Regions from separate parts of the Mus musculus genome. Here region 1 is linked to region 2. A link is a contact called in ENCODE Hi-C or POLR2A ChIA-PET data. All regions are on one chromosome and are shown on one strand. The core of a region is the stretch at or near the end of the contact, and the rest is flanking DNA. Distances in the headings are between cores, read along the strand shown. Region 1 overlaps Jdp2 (Jun dimerization protein 2). Region 2 holds the start of Mideas (mitotic deacetylase associated SANT domain protein).

Region 1 (7,215 bases), core at 191-2,690, 1.4 Mb after region 2:
GAAAGCACGGTGTCTGTCTCACAGGGTTCTGCGGAGGTGTCATATAACAGTTCTCCCAGCATGCAGCAGTGTTTGGGAATCCACAGCCATGGCTGTTAAATCCTCCGCTGGGGCTGGGGAGAGCTAAGTGGTGCTTGTTTTGCAGAGGGCCCAAGTTCGATTCCCAGCATCTACATGGTGGCTCACAGTCGTTCCTAGTCCCTGTTCCAGGGGATCCAACAGGCACACACACGGTGCATGCAGGCAAAACATCCGTGCACATAATAAATAGGTAGATAGATTAGATAGATTAGATAGATTAGATAGATTAGATAGATTAGATAGATAGATAGATAGATAGATAGATAGATAGATAGATAGGTAGATAGGTAGATAGGTAGATAGATAGATAAAGACAATCAAATAAATAATAGGATAATTAAATAAATCCTCCTTTGGCGCCAACAGCAGTCAAAAAAAGCCCAGGGCTGGTGAAGGTCAATATTCCCTCCTCCCTTTCTGTTGCTAATGGCTGTCTGAGAACAGCCAGCATTGACAGGAGTTTGTGCAGAATTCCAGGAAGTGGGGTATGCTGGGTGACTGCTGCTAACTCTGGCTACATAGCTGGATCCCTAGTTCTGATTCATGCAGTCTGAGTGGGACTGACAGGTGCTCCCAACTGGTGTCTATTGGTTGAAACCCTCATCACGGTAGAAAGCAGCCGGGTCTCTGTGTGTAGGGCAGGAGGCTTCCTGAATATTGCCCTTGATGGTCAGTAAGCTGCTTTTGCAGACGTCAGCATTCATCTGCTCCAACCTCAGTGTGAGGGAGGTGAGAGGACCATCCGTTGTCAGAGGATGGAGACTCAAAAAGACCAAGCCACCAGCCAGAGCCTCACTTGTAAGCATGACTTTATCCTACTTAAAAGAAAGCTGTCTTTTGGTATTCAGATCTGTCTATACAGTTACCTAACCTAAGGATTTCTGGTGCCAGGGCGTTCTGCTTTGCATACATTTCAGAATAAGCCTTCCTCAGACTTGTCTTTAGCGGATGAATACCCAGAGAGGCAGGCGGGCATCGCTTTTTGTTGTTGTTGTTTTGTTTTGTTATCTGTCCACCCATCTGCTTAGCTCCCTAGCTCCCAGCCCACTGATCTGCTGGTGTAAGTTCAGAGTCCAACCCTTACCACTTCCTCAGCTAACTCTGAGTTTGATACTTTGTATCAATCAAAGCATCCCTTGCCATTCCCACTGATTACGAGGATTGATACAGTTAGGGGCCCTTGAATGAAATTCTGCCGTTTTCTAGATTTAGCTTTTGGGGTGTCAAACAGACAAAGGGCCTTTGTTGCTAAAACCGTCCTGGAATCCATTGGTTGGTACTGCTGCTCATCACTGCGTGGTCCACAGGCCAGTGTGCTGGCAGCCAGGAGTAGGCTTGAAGTGCCATCCTGGGTTCCTTCCAAGCTGACTTTGCAAAGGGTGGGGTCCAGGGCTCCTTCAGGCAATAAGCCATCAGGATTTGGATGCTGTTAGGTGAATTTGTCTTCCAGCCCTGCCTGGCAAGTTCCTATCTGAGAAATGACTGACAAGAATCTAAAACCACATTTTTCTTCTAATTTACTTCCAGCTTCTTGCAAGGATCCGCCTGCCCTCGGGCACTTAGTAAAGCATGCGCGACCTGGATCTGTCCAACCAGAGGTTGGTCTGACTCAGCAGTTCCAAACCACTTATTTCCATGTCCTGAGATCTCTGGCCTGACATCAGCAGCGTCCACACCCTGAGGACTTTACCCAATTCATTAAGCTGGCTCCTTTGGTTGTTATAAGAGGGACAATCAGATAAACTGTTCCCATGTCCAAGGAGCCTGCATTTGCTGTGGCTGCCCTTGAGTTCTTAACTGTTCTAGGACTAGGGAGGAGTCACTCCATCCCTCTGGCAGGGACAGTTGTCTGCCATACTTCATCTGTGTTAGTACCCAGGCCCTTCCTTGCCCATCTGAACTGTCACTCTAATGGTATAATCCTTCTGTCCTCCAGGCCAGGCATCCCTGACTGTGACCTCATTTGACCTTGTCACGTGCAGAATTTTTTATTAGCCAGCGTTCAGTTCCCTCGATGGAGAGGTGGCCGTTCTGCTGAGTGATTTGTCAGTGATCTATTTCTTGCGCCTGAGAGAAATTGGCTGAAATCTGTGGTTTGGCTGCACGGCCTGCATACAGATGAAACGGAACTGCCTTGGTGGAGAATAATTAAGCTCGGGACCTTGTTTTTCACCTTCACAGTGAAAGACAAATGACTTCCAAAGGCTTTAATGGGTTGGCACTTGAAAAGGGCGACTTTGGCCAACTCAGGCTTTCTGAGCCTCCCTGTTCATAAATATTCTATGCAGTGCCTGAGCCTCCCTCGAATGGTATAGGGAGTCAGTGCGTGAGAGTTTATCCCTCAGTTTGTAGGCCAGTGGCTTCCAGACATTTCACACCACACACCATTGTTCAGAGAATCCATTTTTGGAACTGGGGAGATAGTTCAATCAATAGAGTGCTTGTTGCATAAGCATGGAGACCTGAATCCGATCTCCGGCACCAATTTAAAAGCCAGATGTAGTGGCACAGGCCTCTGATCCCAGGGCTGAGGCGGCAGAGACTGGAGGGTCCTTCCTCAGTGGTCAGCCAGTCTAGACAAGCTTCAGGTTTTGTAAGAGGCTCTGCCTATTAATAAATAGGTAGGTAGGTAGGTAGATAGATAGATGATAGATTAGATAGATAAGGTAATGAGCTATTGAGGACGACACTCAATCTCAACTTCTGGCCTGCACACGTGTGCGCATGTACACACACAAACACACACACAAAGTTTCAACTAGATTATTAACTTTTGAGAAGAAAAGTGTTTTTTCCGTGCCATTTGTTTTCGGTTTCGTTTGCGTTTGGTGGATAATGAGAATCATCTCATCTTTGGAAGTAATTGTCCACTGGGGGAAAAAATAGATTGATGGGCCTAGAGATGGGGAAGCAGACCACCCCCCCTCCTTAAACCATAAGTGTGGACCAAGCCTGAAATAGTCTCATTCCAACAAAAATCTCCGCTCTCCAAGCACTCTTCCTTTATAGGACTCGAGGGCCAGCTCTCCTCTCCCGTATTAGCACTGGTCCCTGTCTGTGCCAAGATGGCTGTTGCTGGGTCTCCTCTGTGCTCTTCCCTGGTAGCCATGTTTGCTCTTTCCCTAACAGTGAATGGGTGTCACCCTGCTCAGCCTGGTTTCGCAGGCTTTGTTCCAAACACAATGCTGTCTTTTCTTAGCCTTGGAAACAGGCTGTTCTGAGTGGCTTTTTTCGAAAATGGCCCTTCCCTCCTGTGTGTGCTGTAAATCAGCCCACGCCTAGCAGCCTTTTGTTTTACAGGTTCTCTCTTGACCCAGAGGAGATTTTTCCCCCCTGTGGGTAGAAGGCCAAGGACATTACTTCTTGGTGAGGGGTAGTGAGAAGATACGTTAGTTTAATGGGTGAGTCTGTGGCACTGGTCTAACAACTCATAAAGGTCTACTAATTTGTAAAAAAAAAAAAATATATATATATATATATATATATATATATATATATATATGCTTCTTCCCAGAAGACAGTAGCCTTCTGCCTGGCCTGCCAGTGTCTTGCCCGGGACCTGGGCATGCTTGCTTCCCACTCTGAGCATGCGGCCTCATGACGCATGGAGATATAGAATTTTAGGGGTTTGTCTGTTCCATAACCTCAGGCTGGGGTTTAGTGTCCAGCCCTGTGTTCCTCTCTACTGTTGCCAGCAGGTACAGGCACCAGCTGTGCCTGGGCACTGGGGAATTCCTGCAGGGCATCTGGTGCCTCCATCAGCACTCCCACAGAGCCTTCTCCCAGGGTTGCCAAGGGGCCCTGAGGGAGCAAGGCCTGGTGCTTGTGTTTGTCATGGTTACATCCTGGTTCTGCAGACAGCAAAGTGCAGTAGCAAAACACTGGAGCAGGAGTCAGGCAGGAATCTCGGGATCTTGTACGAGGGCCATAGGGCTGGTCCCCGTCACTGTAAAGGGGGAGAAAGTTCCCAGGTTCCTGTCTAGATTGAATTTCCTCTCCTTTTAGCAAATGTTGAGCAGTCTACTGGGCACACAAAAAGCCAACAAGACACAGGCTTTGTCTTCATGAAACTCCCAGTGTTGTGGAGAGAGCCTCGGAGGGTAGAAAGCAGCACAGCAGGGCCAAGGGTGAGTTCAGCATTGAATGGGAGCTCTGTGCAGAGGGATGCTTCTCAGCCTGAGGGCTCAGAGTCAAGGAGGACTTCCTGATGGAGATGATATTTCCTGCCCCCCACCCCCCCAACGTAAGCTAGAACATGGGATGGGAAGACCAAAAGGAGGCTCCCAGCAGAGTCCGGCAGGGTCCGGGGACAGATGGTACAGTGGCTTGGACCAAGGTAAGAAACAATTCAAGGTGACACAGAGCAGTCAAGTAGCCGAAGAGGATGAGCCCAGCAATGTCCTTTGAACTTATCCTCTAGGACCCAGTTCCTGTCCCCAAGTGTGAACCTGGAACCAGCCTCAGTTTCCCATCTGTACACTCTAGGAGTAGGTTTAGATGTTTGCCATTTAGTCTGTGAAAATAGAAACGTCTTAAAAGAGATCTAGGGAATGTCGGTGTGCTTCCTGCCATGTGACCATTCCTCCAAAGGACAGAATGAATGAGCCCAAGGAGGATCACAGAGGAGGTCTAGCCCAGTCAGCCACGACAGAGGCAGCCGGCCGGCACAGAATCGGCTAGTTTCCCTGCCTGGAGAGCTACAAGCGACTTTTCCCTCTGCAGACTGTGGTTTGTCCACTGGTAAATGAGACCCTCTCGGGATCCCTTGAGGGTGCTCTTGAAGGTCAGAGAGAAGTGGGAACTCTTGCACTGGCTAAGTGTTTTCATGATCCAAAGAGGCGAGCTGTTGTATAGAGTTGACGGTGGTGATGAGACCCCAGGTGTCTGGTGGCAGACTCCACTGGAGGCCATGCAACCCACAGATTTGTTTGTTTGTTTGGTTTGGTTCAAGTGGTATTCGGTTCAAAGTGGAATTAGTTGGCTGCATTACAGATGGTTGTGAGCCACCATGTGGTTGCTGGGAATTGAACTCAGGACCTCTGGAAGAGCAGTCAGTGCTCTTAACCACTGACTGAGCCATCTCTCCAGCTCGAGGTTTTACTTCTTAAAAAAATTATTTCTTTATTTTTATTTAATGCACATTGGTGTTTTGCTTGCATGTATGTCTGTGTGAGGGTGTCAGGTCCCCTGGAACTGGAGACAGTTTTATTCCCATGTAGGTGCTGGGAATTGAACCCATGTCTTCTAGAGGAGCAGTCAGTGCTCTTAACCACTATACCATCTCTCCATCTCCAAGAGGTTTTACGTTTAAAAATCTTCAGCTAGTCTTGAAAACTTGAAAGATTGGGCAGCATTGAAACTGCTTGGCTGATGCTAATCTGGGCATCCCTCTGCAGACACAGCCCTGTCCAGTCCCTCTCCCTTATTAACCATTAATTAGCCAGCCTAGCTCTTAAAGGTGGCTTCGGTTTGCAGCCCCTGTCTTCAACAGCCATTCATGTGAACTTGCTCATGAGGCCCTGCCCAGAAGCAACAGAGATTCAGCCCTTAGCCACTTGCACTAGATGGACTTGGCTAGGGAAGAAAGGTGGCCAAGGGCAGGTAGTTTTCAGTACTCAACCTTTGGAAGTGCTTTGGAGGGCCAGAGGCTTGGCCCTGGAAGGCTTTAGGGAGACCCTGGGATTTCCTCATCCCTGCAGGAGAGGTGGTCGGCCCAGCCTAGCTGGCCTGGGCTGGCCAAAGTTTCACCTCTGGACTATCCTACTTTGTTGGTAGGGAGCAGGGGAACCCCTGGCTCAGTGCAGCCGGTTTATGTGGGGAATGTCTGGTATGTTTGTCATTTGGGTGTTTACTTTCCAGGGTGCTCACGGTCCCTGGTGTTGAAATGTGGCTTCTCTGTGTTGGAGGGGAGTCTTGTGGGCCTGGCTAGTGGCTCTAGGCCCAGAGCCCAGCAAGGCTCTTCCCCCAACACTGCACCCCTCTCTCTCTTTTCCATGCCAAGGAGGAAGATTGAATGTGCCTCTAGAGCATGTACGGTGTCTTAGTTACCTTGTCACATGCAAAAAAAAGATGCTTGCAGAGCCTTTCCTAAGCTCCAGGCTCTGGGCTGGATGGAGCTGTGTCCTTCCAAACCCACTCTGTGCCATCCCTGTGCACTGAGGAGTCAAGATTCAGAGAGGCCACGTGACTCGCCCAGAAGCCCACAGCCTTTCTAACAGAGCATCTGATCTCCGACCCTGAAGAATGGTACAGCTTGTGCCATGCCCACATGCCCAGGCCTGGCTCTCTCTGTGTGTGCTACCGTCCTAAGACCCTTCAGATTCTAGCAATACTGTTAGCTTCTGCTTTTCACTGTGCCCCTGCCTGCCTGCTCTTAATGTTCCTTTACTGCTTTATCCATGTTACCTTCTGTGAGAGAGTCAGTGTATTTCCTGCACCTTGGGTTAAACGTGCTGTTTTCTTTCTTGTTCTCAAAAAAAAAAAGAGAGAGAGAGAGAGAGAGAGAGTCTCACGTAGCCTAAGCTGACCTTGGCCTAGATACTGTAGCCAGCGATGACTGAATTTCTGATCCCCCTGCCTCCACTTTACAGGTGTGCACCACCACGACCAGTTCATGCAGTGCTGAGGGTGAAGCTGGGGCCCTTCTGCACCATAGGCAAACACTGTCACTGAGTCATAGCCCCAGCCTTCAAGAGACATAATTTTGAAACTGCTTTGGAAATGTCAGATGTCACACGTCAGTCTCATGTGGCCACCGAGGCAAAGTGTGTGGCCCGAGGAACATGATCAAAGGTGAAGACTAAGCTGAAGAGAGCGGGAGGGGCCCTTCCATTAGCTCTGCAGCTCTGCAGCTGTTACCCTTTCCTCTTCACTGTACGGGCAGTGGTTTTTTTGGTTTTTGGGTTTTTTTTTTTTTAATTTAAAAAGACCCAAAGAGGAGAAAGCAGAACGAACATTGCTGTCAGAAGTAGAAGCTTCGGTTGTGACTACATGTTCCCATTGTGAGAGGACATGGCTGAAAAGACTGTGTGTGTGTGACACATGTAGACCATAAGCCTTTCCATAGAGCATAAATGTTTGGGCCCCAGGGGCAAAAGATCTAGATTTGAACCCTGAACTGTCACCGATCATACC
Region 2 (7,376 bases), core at 2,316-4,815:
CCCCCCCCCCCCCCCCCCAGTTGCTGAACTCCACAAACATCTCCTGTAGCATTTCCTTCTGGAGCAATAAAAGTACCTTTCTCGGGTTTTTAGTCAGAGCTTGTTTTCCAACTGTGATTCTAACTGTGCATGGCAAGGCTGCAGGAGGGGCTCTGAACTCAGTAGCAACATCAAGCATTTATGTAAAGGTGGGTGAGGCCCCTGGGCCTAGACTGCGGGGGGGGGGGGGGGGGGGACGACAGAGGGGCAAGTTCTTTGAACAAAGGCAAAGCCTAGTAAACCAGAGGAAGGGCCTGAGCTCTGTGTGAAACTCAGTCAGGCCAAACTGGAGATGTGGGGGACAGACCTGCAGATGACTCCACAGCTCTGGGGAGCAGGCCTGGCAAGAGGCCCCTCCCTGCCATCCTGCCAGCCACACCAAGTGAGCTTTGGGTGTTTCCAGTCTCATCAAGGACATAAAAGACCATAAACTCAGAGTTCTCTTTCTCTGGGGTGGGCGCGGGGGAGGGGGGGGGGTCAGAAGGAAGCCTGTTCCTTCCATCAATCTTGGTGTCACTAGGACTCACGGAGGCGGGGTTTTCTAGTCAGGTGACAAGAACCTTGACAGACAAGTTCAGTAAAAACTCAATATCCCCCGGAGCAATCGAGTTGTGAAATTCCAGGCAACTCCTACCTTAGTGGGGCTTTTGTTCTAAATCCATTCCCCGGTGGCTACTGTGGAACCAGAGCTTCCAGAACTCTCCTGATTTTACATGCTTTTCCTCCAGTCTCTGAAAGCACACAGATACCTGCCAGGGACTGTGTGCCCTAATGTTATGGTCTGACAAGCGGTCACTGTGCCGGTGACATACAGATGACACAAGGCTGCAACCCAGCAGTTGGCTTCCAAGTGAAATTCCACTGTTTGGCTTGGGAAGCCATGAAGGAACACCAGCATGTTCCAGTCGGTCACCAGTATCTGCTTCTGGGAGCAGAGGACCATGCGTGCACTGTAGGGGGTTGGTGCCAAGCAGTCACAGAGTAGCACAACAGGGAAAGGCATTGCCTGGTGAATCTCAGCCCAGAATAGACTGTATGACTGACACTTGGGATGACAGAAGGATGGTCTTGCACAAATGCAGTGCTCGCTTCTTGGTCTCCAAAGGATTGCGCTGGTCCTTCATACAGTTGAAGCTCTCAAGAAACCATTAGCCTTCTCCTATGTGCAGGTTGGGCCCCTGTGGTGGCTTGAATGGGCACTACCCCTCCCCCCGCCCCGTCCCGCAGACTCATACATCTAAATGCTTCCTTGCTTGTTAGTGGAACTATTTTGGAAGGATTATGATATGTGGCCTTGTTTGGAGGAGGTGTGTTGCTGGAAGAGGGTTTTGAGTTTTCAAATGCCTATACTGGGCTCAGTGCCCCTGATCCCACCCCCACACCACCCCCGCCCCCAAACCTGCTGCTGTGGATTGATCATATCTAAGCTCTCAGCTACTGCTCCAGCGCCATGCCTGCCTGCCTGCTGCCATGCTCCCTGCCATGATGATCCTGGACTCACCCTCTGAAACTGTGAGCAAGTCCCCAATTAAATGCTTTCATTTATAAGTTGCCTTGGTTACGGTGTCTCTTCACATCACTAGAAAAGTAGCTAAGACAGCCTGCTTCCTGCAGGGCAGAATTTGGATAGATATGAAGACCCCTGTCCCTGTAGACAGTACTAGGGAAGTAGGTGTAGGGACCACACTACAGAAAACATGTGAGTCACCCTCAACCCCACACCCATCGGCCACACAGACACATAGTCTCAGAGCCTGGCACATTTCCTTTACCCACTAAGCATGCTTCCCCTTTGCCCAGAACACAATAAAGGAATTAGGACCCACCTAAATGTCTGCAGCTGATCCTTCAAGGCTCAAAGTCTGCCCGGCCAGCTCAGACATACATGACCTGTGACTCCTCTTTATAGCTAGCCCCAATCCTGCAATTCTGCTCATTCAAACAGCCCTTCCGTGAAGACAGGATTGGACAGTCATCTCCTATCTCCTTTTCCTGCTGACGTCATCCCACATTTTCTCAGGACAAGTGAAGGTACAGTTCTTGGCACAATGCTCAGGCTGCCTAAGATATTTATTCTGTAGTAAATAGTAAAGAGAGACTGCTTTCCTGAGTAGCCAGACTCTCAGGAGATCAGCAAGCTGTCGGAGGTTAAGGGAGAGGCAAGGAAACAACCATCCAGCAAAAGTTAAAGGGTAAGAAGAATTCGAGAACAGCAGTTCAGGCCCAGATCTGTCCTAAGCATTTGCAATGCAAATCTGCGTTTTGTTCACCACCACCAAGAGCTTGCACAATAGCGTGTGTATAAACATCCACGCCAACAAAGCCTGACTGTGCAATCACGCAGTAATTACAGACCGGCAGAAAGCTGCTGCTAGGGACTGCACTATTCAAGCTCTAGACATCCCATCTCCAACTGTCCACGGCCTGTACACACATTCCTGCACACATCGCCCTGTCCCCGCCGCTGCTACAGCTTCAGGCACAAACCAAGGAGCCCTGGCGCCAGCTGCTGGGCCACGCCAAGACCCCTGCAACTATGCAAAGATGTCATAAACTTCTCAGCTGTTCTTTAAAGACCCAGAAGCACGAGGCTACCGAGGGCGGGCGGCGGGGAACCATCATCAAAGTTCCCAGGCAAACTCCTGCAGCCCTAGCCGTTTTAGAACACAGAAAAGAACAAGATGCCACGGAGTCCACTGGAAGCGGCTTTCTGGGTTTTATATAGAAAACACTCACATATGTACGTGGGTGTGCTGACAGTTTTTATGGCTAAATTGCAAAGTGTTAGGCCTTAGAGAGCTTACTGTTGGGTTCGGGGCTTGGGAGGGAGGGAGGAAAAGTGTAGAGTCGGGAGGGGCTCGTTTCAAGGAGGCCTGGGGGACAACTCGGGTTTTGCTGGTTGGAAATGGATAGGGCTGTTGACCCAAACTTCTGAGTTGCTCTGCTCTTCGTCACTGCAAGGCCGAGCAAACAAAAGTAGAGGGAAAGTTCCTGTAACTTCCTTCCTGAAACCTGGTGGAGGGCGGCGTAGAGGAAGGGAACGTTTCCCGGGGAAACACCGGGAAGGGCTGGAAAAGCAGCTGCACGCAACCCGAAGAGATGGGGCGCGGGGTGTAGGGCTGGCTCCGGTCGCAGGTCCGGGGAGGCCCCTTCCCGGCATCGCTGCGCTCAGGGGTGGCTCCCTGAGAGGGCTAGGCTGCAGCCAGGCCGGTCTAAGTCCCGAGTCAAAACAACCACCTCAGGGGCGCAACACCGGCCGAGATCTCCGCCACCCTGTCCCTCTCCTGCACCCCCACTCCCAGCGTCCCACGACCCGGCCCGCGCCGCCGAACCCCAACGAATTCCGGATCCCCCCTCCCGCCCCGAGCTCCACGTCGGCGCCCCCCACGGCGGGAAGGCCACCAGGCTCCCGCGACTCACCTGCACGCTGGATCCCTGGGCAGCTCCGAGGGGGCGCGGGACGCAATTCGAGCGCGACCAGCAGACTCAAACTTTGTTGCTCTCGGGACGGCGCAGTCGTCACTTCCTCGCCGAGCAGGCGGCGCGGTCCCGGCTGTGACCCAGCAGCTCGCGCGGCGGCGCGCAGGGCTCTGCAGCCTCCTGCCCCGCCCGCGCCCCGGCTCCGCGCGCCTCCGCGCGGCCCCCAGCCAGACCCTCGGTTCCCGGTGCTGCAGCGGCTGTGGAAGCTTCGTCCCTACCCTCACTCTGCTCTTGGGGAAAGTGCGATCGGAGACTTCCTGCTCTCCCTTGAGTCTAAAAGGTGGCGTTGGAGCCTAGGGGCTGAGTTCAAGGGACCCTAGGGGAAAAAGTCCCCCACCTACATTCCTCCTCCCACGCACGCGCGCGCACACATACAGTCGGGAGAGAGGGGAGAGATAATAAAGGTTTTCATTTCATTTGTTATTTGGACTAGAGAGGACATGTGTGAAAGCAGTGTACTATTTCCCTGAATAATGCTAGGCCAAACTCCAATCTCCCGTCCTCATGTCCCTTACAGGTCTGCACAGTTGTCAGTGGCTTTCCCCGGGTGGCACTTGTACACGATGTTACCATGCATTGTATTTCAGGAACTATGTCATCACCCACGTCGGGTCTGGGAAATAGTCGTTCTGTTCCCTTTCTTCTCAGATCCCCACCTCTTCCTTGTGCACTCAAGTCTCAGAATCTCTGGAGCCTGGTGCGTTCGGGTGTCATCATTAGCCAGAAGTGATTTTACAAGGTGGATCCTGGACGCAGGAGCTTCAGGCAATAGTAATTTTGAAGTTTATCACTGCCCAAAATAAATTTTCTCGGCGTATTAAAACTAACATCAACAGAGAGCTGCCTTTTGAGCCTCTGGCGACCAGTAAGAAAGCAGTTACACAGCAGTGCCCAAAGAAAGACTCCTAATTCCCTTAGGTTGGAGAGAGGACTAGGCTAGCCTTTGCTGTGTGTGTGTGTGGGGGGGGGGGGGGGGGGGGGAGGAGACAGCCAAAACTGCAGGGCAAGGTTTTCCTAACAGAAACGTTTAGTGAGGCAGAAGCTTGCTCTGGAAAACAGGGACCCATAAAAGGCCATTCAGAGACGTCCACTTAAGCTGGACAAAATTTTCCCTTTCCCACTTCCAAACTACTCCTACTAACACATTGGCCTGATAATATCTCCCAGACCTCCCATCTCCTCATTGAAGCCCAGAAAGCCCTCTGCTTGAGTACAGGTTTTGTGTCAAAGGTGATGTAAGATTAATGGAAAACAACATGTGGGGATACCCTCACCCCAAGTCTGCTTAATACCTCAAGAGAAGCCACAGGCTCACCCAAAGATGAGAAGCATGTAGACCCTGACCCAAGCTCTCCTGGCAGCGTGAATTCCTTCATCTTGCAGCTACCAGTGCACTGGGGTCTGCCTTTTACCGAGACATTACTATTACATTACAAACACAAAAAGTGCAGTGAATGGAAAATAATATTGTCTTAAGAAGTAAGTATGTTATAGACTTAAGTATAACTCTTTGACATTTTATTATTTCATCATATGATGGAGTGAAGGTATGGCGGAGGTACTCCTCATTTTGATTTTGGAATAGAAGTAATTCCTTACAGCAATGACCAGGCTTCTGAAGAAAACAGTGTTACTCCGTATTTGCTAAGACTGGAATGGAGTATTTTTTTGTTGTTGTTGTTCAGTATTGTAATTCTAAATCCTCTGTGGTAACTTCATGAATATTCAGTGTTTCTGCATGCCCAGGAGTAATTAGCAGAGCCCACAATGTGTGAAGGCCTGACATTCACATCAGCACATACACAATGCTTTGTCCTTGCCTAGTGTGGCATTTGCTGGAAGTCTCAGGACCCTGTGTGGAGGATGTGGTAGACAGCTCCCTGCCAATGATCTCTGCCGCCTGGCGTTCACACCCTTACACAAGCTCTCGTCCCTAACTCTACTGACTCAGTTCTAACAAACAGAATACGGCAAAAGAAATGTGATGTCATCTGTGAGACTGGGTTATAGAGAAAGCTATGGCTTGCAGCTTGGGTTGTCTCTGTGTCTCAGTCTACCTTGCTCCTTGCAAGGAAGGGAAGACAACCATCGTGTTCTTAGACAGCCCTTGGCAAAGGAAGTGAGAGACCTACCAACAACCATTTGAGTGAGATTGGAAAGGGATGTCTCGCTCATATCCCATGTTATCCAAGCCTTCCAAAGTCTCTTAGCCCAGGAATCAGTTTAACAGTAATCTCAATAGCAACAGCAGTGGAGGTGACGGCGCATGGCTTTAGGTAGGCGGAGTCTACAAAGCTAGTTCTAGGACAGCCAAAGCTACACAAAGAAACCCTGTCTCTTTGAAAAAAAGAAAACAAACAAACACCCGCCACCACACCACCAAAACCCAATAACCTGTCCCAGCTAAGCTACCTGGATGCCTGACTCACAGAAATGGTAAAAACAATGAGAAATGTTTGTTATCTCAAGCCGATCTGTTTGTGAGGATGTGTGTGCGTGTGTTACTTACAGACTGAACCCAGTCCCTTGTGCATGCTAAGCAAGGATCTCAAACACTGAACTACTACGGCATCCCCAGCCATGCTGCTCTTCTAGGGTAGTTGTCGAACAGCTGCAGATTTCTAACATAAAAGCCAGCACATAAGACAGTGGGGGGCCTAAGGACAACCTCACGTGTGCGATGATGGTAACTCCTCCTCTGCACAACAGAACATAAAGAAAAAAAAAAAAAAAAAGCAAGGACCCTGAGCAGATTTAAGTATAATACCTGAATCTGAGCCTTCACTCCTTTTGCTGAACAAAGGTTATCTTTCCATTTAAAACTAGGTCAGAGGGTGTGGACTGCTGCGCCATCCCTGGCAGCCCCGGTATTGGGTGTCACCTACCCCACAGCACATGCAGATGTCTTTGAGTCACAGAAATTTACATCTGTCCATGCATTCCCTTCTTCCTCCCAGGGAATCCATCCTAGCTTCCAAGATGCTGGCACTGAGAAGTTAGGCTTTGCTTCCAGAAGGAAAACATGACAGAAGTGACTTAAAACGCTGGCAGCCAGAAAGGGCAGGTGGCTGGAGACGTTTCTGAAACCCAGGAGTTGGCCTGGGATGTAGTTCAGTAGTAGAGCTCTTGCCTAGCATGTCTGAAGTCCTGGGTTCAAGTCTGCCCCCCCCCCCAGACCACCAAAAGACAAAACAGAAAAAATAAAGCAAAGAAAGTTAAGCTACTTTGGGCTAGGGAATATTGCCCATGCCTAGCAAAGCATACAGTTTTATGTTTGATTCCCCAGCCCACCCACCCCCTCAAAAATAAATTAGCTAACACAACTGAATTCAAAATAAAAACTGAAAGTCATACCTGATGACACAAGCCTGTAAACCCAGCTATTCAGGAGGCTGAGGCAGGAAGGTCACAAGTTCAAAGCCATCCTGGACATCTCGGTAAATCCTGCCCCCAAATAATAAGAAGTAAAAAGAGGCTATAGTCCCCGGGTGGGGTGCCTGATTAGCTTTCCTAGGGCCTGATGTTCAATCAATTCTCAGTACTGTAACAATAATGGTAATGGTAATGATAATAAATATGAAAACTAGAAAGAAAACCGTGAGATCCTGAGAAAGCAAGGCACCAGCTGGCTCCCTCTGATAGGAATCACTCTCCTGCTGCTTCCCGGCCGGGAAGACCAGGCTAGTCACGTGACTTTGTCTTTTGCTCAGCGTGGTTTCTCTCTGGCTGGGGCATATTGTTTACTTTTAAAATACAAAACAAAAGTTTTAGGAAAGTAGGAAAGATGTCATCCTCCATTAGCCCCAACCAGGGCAAGCATCTGCCCGCGATTGCCCTAATGTTCCCTCCCCGCCCCC

Evidence for each region. A loop is a pair of places that touch in the nucleus more often than their neighbours do. ChIA-PET counts read pairs that join two places held with the same protein, here RNA polymerase II (POLR2A).
Region 1: a loop to region 2 is called in a map of adrenal gland, with 7 times the contacts of the local background. The contact joins the enhancer-like site here to the promoter of Mideas in region 2. A Hi-C loop is called at or near these places in 1 of 37 maps with a recorded cell type or tissue (adrenal gland). POLR2A ChIA-PET finds 5 or more read pairs at or near these places in 1 of 5 experiments (embryonic stem cell).

Annotation. Positions count from the first base shown.
Region 1 is chr12:85,617,997-85,625,211 of GRCm38, forward strand. All of the region lies in intron 2 of Jdp2 (Jun dimerization protein 2), which reads left to right. Among named protein-coding and RNA genes, the nearest start is that of Jdp2, 22 kb to the left of the region's middle. Within about 2 kb of position 1,441, at least 2 of the 3 ENCODE cell types and tissues checked have a DNase peak (open chromatin) inside an H3K27ac peak, as active enhancers do.
Region 2 is chr12:84,215,316-84,222,691 of GRCm38, forward strand. Mideas (mitotic deacetylase associated SANT domain protein) reads right to left here and starts at 3,566. Exons shown (of 13, transcript NM_001163501.1): 1 at 3,460-3,566. It overlaps Gm46319, which reads left to right and starts at 1,116. Exons shown (of 3, transcript XM_030247050.1): 1 at 1,116-1,208; 2 at 2,835-3,799; 3 at 4,168-4,337. The coding sequence starts at 1,116. The coding sequence ends at 4,249. It overlaps Gm51953 (a long non-coding RNA gene), which reads left to right. Exons shown (of 3, transcript XR_003950096.1): 3 at 1-6.